Linked DNA regions of Homo sapiens: region 2 is linked to region 1. Evidence: read pairs that join two places in POLR2A ChIA-PET (ENCODE). Cell type or tissue: Panc1. All regions are shown on one strand. Each heading gives the region's core, and the rest is flanking DNA. Links, peaks and the distances in the headings are about the cores only. Region 1 overlaps SDR42E2 (short chain dehydrogenase/reductase family 42E, member 2). Region 2 overlaps MOSMO (modulator of smoothened).

Region 1 (2,922 bases), core at 186-2,685:
AAAAATAAATAAATAAATAAAAATAATAAAATTTACTTTTATTATTTTTAAATAGAGATAGGGGTCTCACTATGTTGCCCAGGCTGGTCTCGAACTCCTGGGCTCAAGCAATCCTCCCACCTTGGCCTCCCAAAGTGCTGGGATTACAGGTGTGAGCCACCACACCTGGCTCTATATTTATTCTTGTTGTGGCTGTTTTTGTTTCATAGGCAACACGATCAAGGTTAAAAAGAATTCAAACAGTAAAATGGGTGTATAGTGAAAAAGAAGGTTCCCTCCTACTCCTGATTCCAAATCTTCCTTTTCCCTCCCCAGAGGCAGCCACTGTTAAATTTCCGGTGTTTCTCGAGATAATCTATTCTTATTAATATCAGCATATAAGCATGTGTGACTATAGAAATAAATAGTTTCTTTAGCTTTTTTTGGAAACAAACAGGAGAATGCCAAACACTGCTTTGCACCTTGGAAACTATTTTTTTAATCTGCACACTTTGAGTTACCTCTTTCTTTTGAATGGCTGCATAGAATTTGACTGTAAAACACAATTTATTTAAATAGTCCTCAACTGATAGGTTATTTCTGGTGTTTTGTTATTAAAAACAATGCTGCAAATACACAAATGAGTGTAATTTCTGAGGCAACGGGTATACATATGTTTTGGTGGATACTATTACATTGCTCTCTGAAGAGGTTGTGATATTACCAATAGTAATATCCTCACTTTCCAGATGATGAAAGAGGATCAAAGAGGTTAAATAAACTTGCCCTAGATAACACAGTTATAAAATGGCAGAAATGGGGCCGGGTGCGGTGGCTCCTGCCTGTAATCCCAGCACTTTGGGAGGCCAAGGCGGGCAGATCACCTGAGGTCAGGAGCTTGAGACCAGCCTGGCCAACATGGTGAAACCCTGTTTCTACTAAAAATACAAAAATTAGCTGGGCGTGTTGGTGGCACCTGTAATCCCAGCTACTCAGGAGGCTGAGGCAGAAGAACCACTTGAACCTGGGAGATGGAAGTTGCAGTGAGCTGAGATTGTGCCACTGCACTCCAGCCTGGGTGACAGAGTGAGACTCAGTCTCAAAAAAAAAAAAAAAAAAAAAAAAAAAAAAAAAAAAAATGGCAGAACTGGTATTTGGTGTCATGGATGCAGGATGCAGGGTGGGAGTAGCCCAAGTCCCTCCTATAATAGGTGAAGCATGATAGGGAATGCATGGGTGTGAGGGCAGAGCCAGGACTGGAACCCCACTCTGTCTAACTCCAGGTGTTGTGTGTGAGGAGCCCACCTTCTCAGCCCCGGACATTCCATAGGAAGCCACGTGGAAGACACAGTCCACCCCTTCGAAGGCACGGTACAGGGCTTCTTCATCTCGGACATCAGCCTGCACCAGAGGAAGAAGAGATGAGGGCAGGGGGTTCAAGTCCAAGGCAAGAGATAACACCTCTGCACCTTGCCTGGTCTCAGAACTGGCCCCCTGACCCAGCCCAGGCCAAGCCTCTGTAGCATCAGGAAAGGCTGGTGGGGCAGGATTCACTAAATGATTCTACAGGGCACCGTGAGCAACATCCCGTGCTCATTCATCACGCTCTGTAGGTGACAGGGGCTGTGCTAGGTTTATGTGCACTGTCTCATCAACTCCCAATGAGACCCTGTGAAGTAGGTGTTGGTTACTATTGTCCCCTTTCTGTGACCATAGCTACCCAGCTGGTAGCACCAGAGCCAGAGCTATAGCTCAAACAGTCTGGCTTCAAACAGTGTGCCCCTAAACTCCACACCACAGGTTTCACATCAAACACTGTCCCCTGACCATCACCACTGCCCCAGTCTATTAAGACCCTTGTTCCTTGTACCTGGATGAACTTGGTTTCCGGGGACAGTTCCCACTGGGGTCTGCGGCGGTCAAGCAGAATGACGGAAGTGCCGCTCTTGGCTAGGTGGGATCCCAGGCTGAAGCCCAGGTAGCCTCCTCCTCCAGTCACTAGAACCTTCTGCCTGGCAGCCTTTGTAGGTTTGGCTTGAGTCTTCTGCTGCGGCGCTGGTGTTGGGGTTGTTGTTGACTCACTGGGTCTGGGCCCAGTCCCAGACCCCTGTCTGAGCCCAGGCCCTAGCTCTGGCTCAGGTGTAGACCCAGCTCCTGCCCCAGGTACTGATCCAGCTCCCGGCCCAGGTACCGATCCAGCTCCCGGCCCAGGTACCGATCCAGCTCCCGGCCCAGGTACAGACCCAGCTCCTGGCCCAGCTCCTACACCAGGTCCCAACCCACCTCCTAGACCAGGTCCCGACCCAGCTCCTGGTCCAGGTACAGACCCAGCTCCTGGCCCAGGTACGGACCCAGCTCCTGGCCCAGGTACGGACCCAGCTCCTGGCCCAGGTACGGACCTAGCTCCTAGACCAGGTACGGACCCAGCTCCTGGCCCAGGTACAGACCCAGCTCCTGGCCCAGGCCCTAGACCTGGTCCAGTCCCTGAAATAGCACCAGGCCTCGGAACAGTACCAGAACCCGCCTGAGGTCCTGGAATAGCTTTGGGCCCCAGTCCAGGCCCTGGAATGGCACCAGGCTTTGGTGCAGGCCTTGACTCAGACCCTGAGCCAGACCTTGGACCTGAGACCTCTCCACAGGCCTGGCAGACAGGGCAGCTCTTCTCACCCTGGCCTGCAGCTTTGCAGGCCTCTAGGGAGGAGCGTGGGGGGTTGGACTTCATCCTCTACTGAGCCATGCAGACCCAGAAACCGACCACCTGTGGGAAAAAAAATAGAAGAAAGAATGCTCTAGAATCGTTTCAAGTCACATAAATTATTAGACCTCTAGGACTGAGGGGAACTCCAGGTGGAAATTAGAAATTCTCTGAGTTCCCAGGGAACCTGCCCCTTTCAGAATCTCAAGAATCTCCAGTGTGGGCCCGGCGTGGTGGTTCACGTCTGT
Region 2 (2,922 bases), core at 136-2,635, 150 kb after region 1:
TATCAAAATGATGGTACCTTATAAATCAAATGGTCATATCTCTTTGACAGTCTAAGTGGCCTTAAAGATTTTTGTCTTTGGAGGTCAGTGGCCTGGTCAGCAGAACTGATCTGAACATGGCCTATTTTTGAAAAGAACTTCTATTATTATGGCTGAAATTGGACCCAACCATGTTCCAGGTAAACAACTTACTGTGAATATATTGCAATAATGAAATTTTGTTCTTCCTTTTTCTTACTTGACCCACCCAACTGCATTTTTTTCTACTCCTGTTTAATCTCTAACTATAGTAGAATATGGTCCCTAGTTGAACAGATCTATATTAAAAGTCAACAGCTGCCTTTTTGCTCAATATATACAACGGCAAGTGTCAAAATGCCAAATGTGATATTTTATTTATAGCAAAGCTAGTATAATGAGACACACAAAGTGCAGCCTTTTGCTAATTAAAAAAAAAAGCAGTGATTCAAAGATTTGTCAGTTTGCTTCAAAAGTGAACTGGAGTCACACACTGAAACTTCCCTTAAGCAAACTATACATGTTAGTTGGTACATATTCACAAATACATGTAAGTACCATTGATAGCAACACCCAAACCCAAATGCTCTTTTTTTTTGTCAACTCTAAAGCAATAAACCCCAAAGGAACGTCACATTCTACTTGCTCATTGCATATTTGGCAAGAATTCTCCTCCGTGTAATTTGCAGTTAACAAGAGAATGCACAGTAAAGTTTACAAACACAGTAAATTTAGGTGAAATACACAGTAAGGGTATATTATTGAAAAATGGTTTTAATCCAGGTACCTATTTTTAGGTATCCTGATATTCAAAGATCTTCAGGTTTCCTCATGGCTCTTATCTAAGCCTCTTTAGGATTTCTACAACAGCTTTCCCAACATTACTTTTTCATCAGTTTGTAGTTGATAAAGGATGAAATAACTGCTACTTTCAATCTGTTGTTATCAATCGGATCAGGTTTTCTAATTATAAAGCTGCTAGCTGCTTAGTTGGGCGGGGAATTCTAGAAAGTACTTGGAAAAAAAGGTGTAGCTTCAGAACTTGAAAATACAACATTCTGACAACCAAAAAGACATGAATGTCATGTTATATAAACCATCACAAAGGTAAAGCTGTAAATATGAAATTTATACCTATATACTTGTCACTGCTGTCACCGTACAACCTAATTTCCTGGGTCTCTTAGAGAAGCATATCAAACACGGTCACTATGTAAATAATTATGCATTCAGGTTGCACGAACAAGTTCTTATTTATAATTCAATGGTGACAATTTCATAAACAGGAACACTTCATTACATGTCTAAATTTCCCCTATAAGATTATGCAATATGGCCCACCACCTAAGTATGCATTGAAATGGGTTATGGAAAAAATGAACTCACAGTTGCATTACAGAAGCTAGTAACTAGAAAAAAATTTATTCCATAAACTAAATCTTCAGCTATATCGCTTGCCAGGTTTCTATAAAGAACCAACTATCTCATATATTTCAAACTTATTTTCACACTTTGAGGTGAGAAAAATTGACTTGATACTCCAACTGTACTACCAGCTCTTAAATTCCTTTAAAACTAACCTCTGAACTAAATGATCTTAACAATACACTGTGGTTAATATTCTTTAACCCACAGGAGAACAAAGTTGGAGTCTAAACCTGCATAACTATTGGAAGTGCTGAAAGAGGTATTAATCAGGTCTGAATGATATAATTTTCATTAATAAAAACCCTCAACTGCAACTTGTCTAAGATCAATTACACGGCTCGTAAATAGTAGGACAGGGACTTGGCTACATGTTGGTTTGCCCCAAAGCCCGTGTGCCATTTCCACTATGCTAGGCTGTCTTTCACTTAGAAAACCTCTTCAATCTGTTCCAGAAACATAAAAACCCAAGTACTCCTTGGTTTTGGTAGTTACATGTGTCCCATAAGTGTGTATTACCACAACAACTGACTATGCAGTCTCTCTTCCCAGATTGGACCCAGCTGGGTTCACGAACATTCAAATACAGACACATTATGTTGCCTTAAATCTCTTTCTGGAACAAGGCAGGTATAAGTAAATAAATAAGACAGACAGTACAAAAGGGAAACACTAAAAATCCAGATGTTTTGAGCTTTTATGTAATAAATGACTAACATTTGAGCATTTACTAAGTATCGGACAATGTGCTAATCTCTTATATGCCACATTTTATCTCCTCACAACTATCCTTTGAGGTAAATGTATTGTCTCCATTTTATAGCTGAAAAATCAAATTACATGCCCCAAATCATAAAGCTAATAAAAAAGGAATCCAAGAATCAAATAGAGATATGCCTGACTCCAAATCCTACAGAACCATTTTACTATACTGCAACTCCAATACAAACTCAGTATTTACCAGGAAAGGGATTAAACAATGATGTTTTTGGTCACACTAAGCAGAACAGTGGAGAACTGATATATGTAACTATTACTATGCAAAATTTGAAAGGGGTTCTGGCAGCCAAATAAGGAAGGACTCAATAAGTATGGCCAATCTAACAAATGCATCAGCAGTCTTTACTCTAATTTTTTTTCTTCTGAATTTCCTTCTTTTAGTGATTTCCATTTACTCATGCCTGCTGTTCATGTTCTTCATCCTAAATTCCCCTTCTCCAAAAACATTTAGGCTTATTTATAGTCTTAATTCTGAAGTGGCTCCATCTCTGTTGGTAATGATAAAAGAGATGATGTTTGGAACTAAGGTTGTAAAGGAAATATTAATGCTTTGTTCAGGAGATCTAATTTCCTATTGGAAAATCTAGTCCACTCTGGGAATTCACAGTATCATAAATGATCTCAAGCTTTAAGCATGTCCTGTGAGTACTGTAAAAAGACCGGTTTTTGAATTTTTATTGATAATTATTACTTGATATG

Evidence for each region. Peaks named below come from ENCODE experiments on the same cell type or tissue, not always from the same donor. Only the 100,000 strongest peaks of a DNase experiment are listed, where the experiment ranks them.
Region 2: POLR2A ChIA-PET joins it to region 1 with 15 read pairs; 5 of 35 experiments call an interaction of 5 or more read pairs at or near these places.

What each region holds. Positions count from the first base shown.
Region 1 is chr16:22,165,362-22,168,283 of GRCh38, reverse strand. It overlaps SDR42E2 (short chain dehydrogenase/reductase family 42E, member 2), which reads right to left. Exons shown (of 13, transcript NM_001394319.2): 2 at 2,647-2,737; 3 at 1,850-2,034; 4 at 1,285-1,380. The coding sequence starts at 2,701. Among named protein-coding and RNA genes, the nearest start is that of SDR42E2, 4.3 kb to the right of the region's middle. In Panc1, for the core only: no CTCF peak of the experiment used is centred there; no DNase peak of the experiment used is centred there.
Region 2 is chr16:22,015,576-22,018,497 of GRCh38, reverse strand. All of the region lies in intron 1 of MOSMO (modulator of smoothened), which reads right to left. Among named protein-coding and RNA genes, the nearest start is that of MOSMO, 8.9 kb to the right of the region's middle. In Panc1, for the core only: no CTCF peak of the experiment used is centred there; no DNase peak of the experiment used is centred there; H3K27ac peaks cover 673 bases.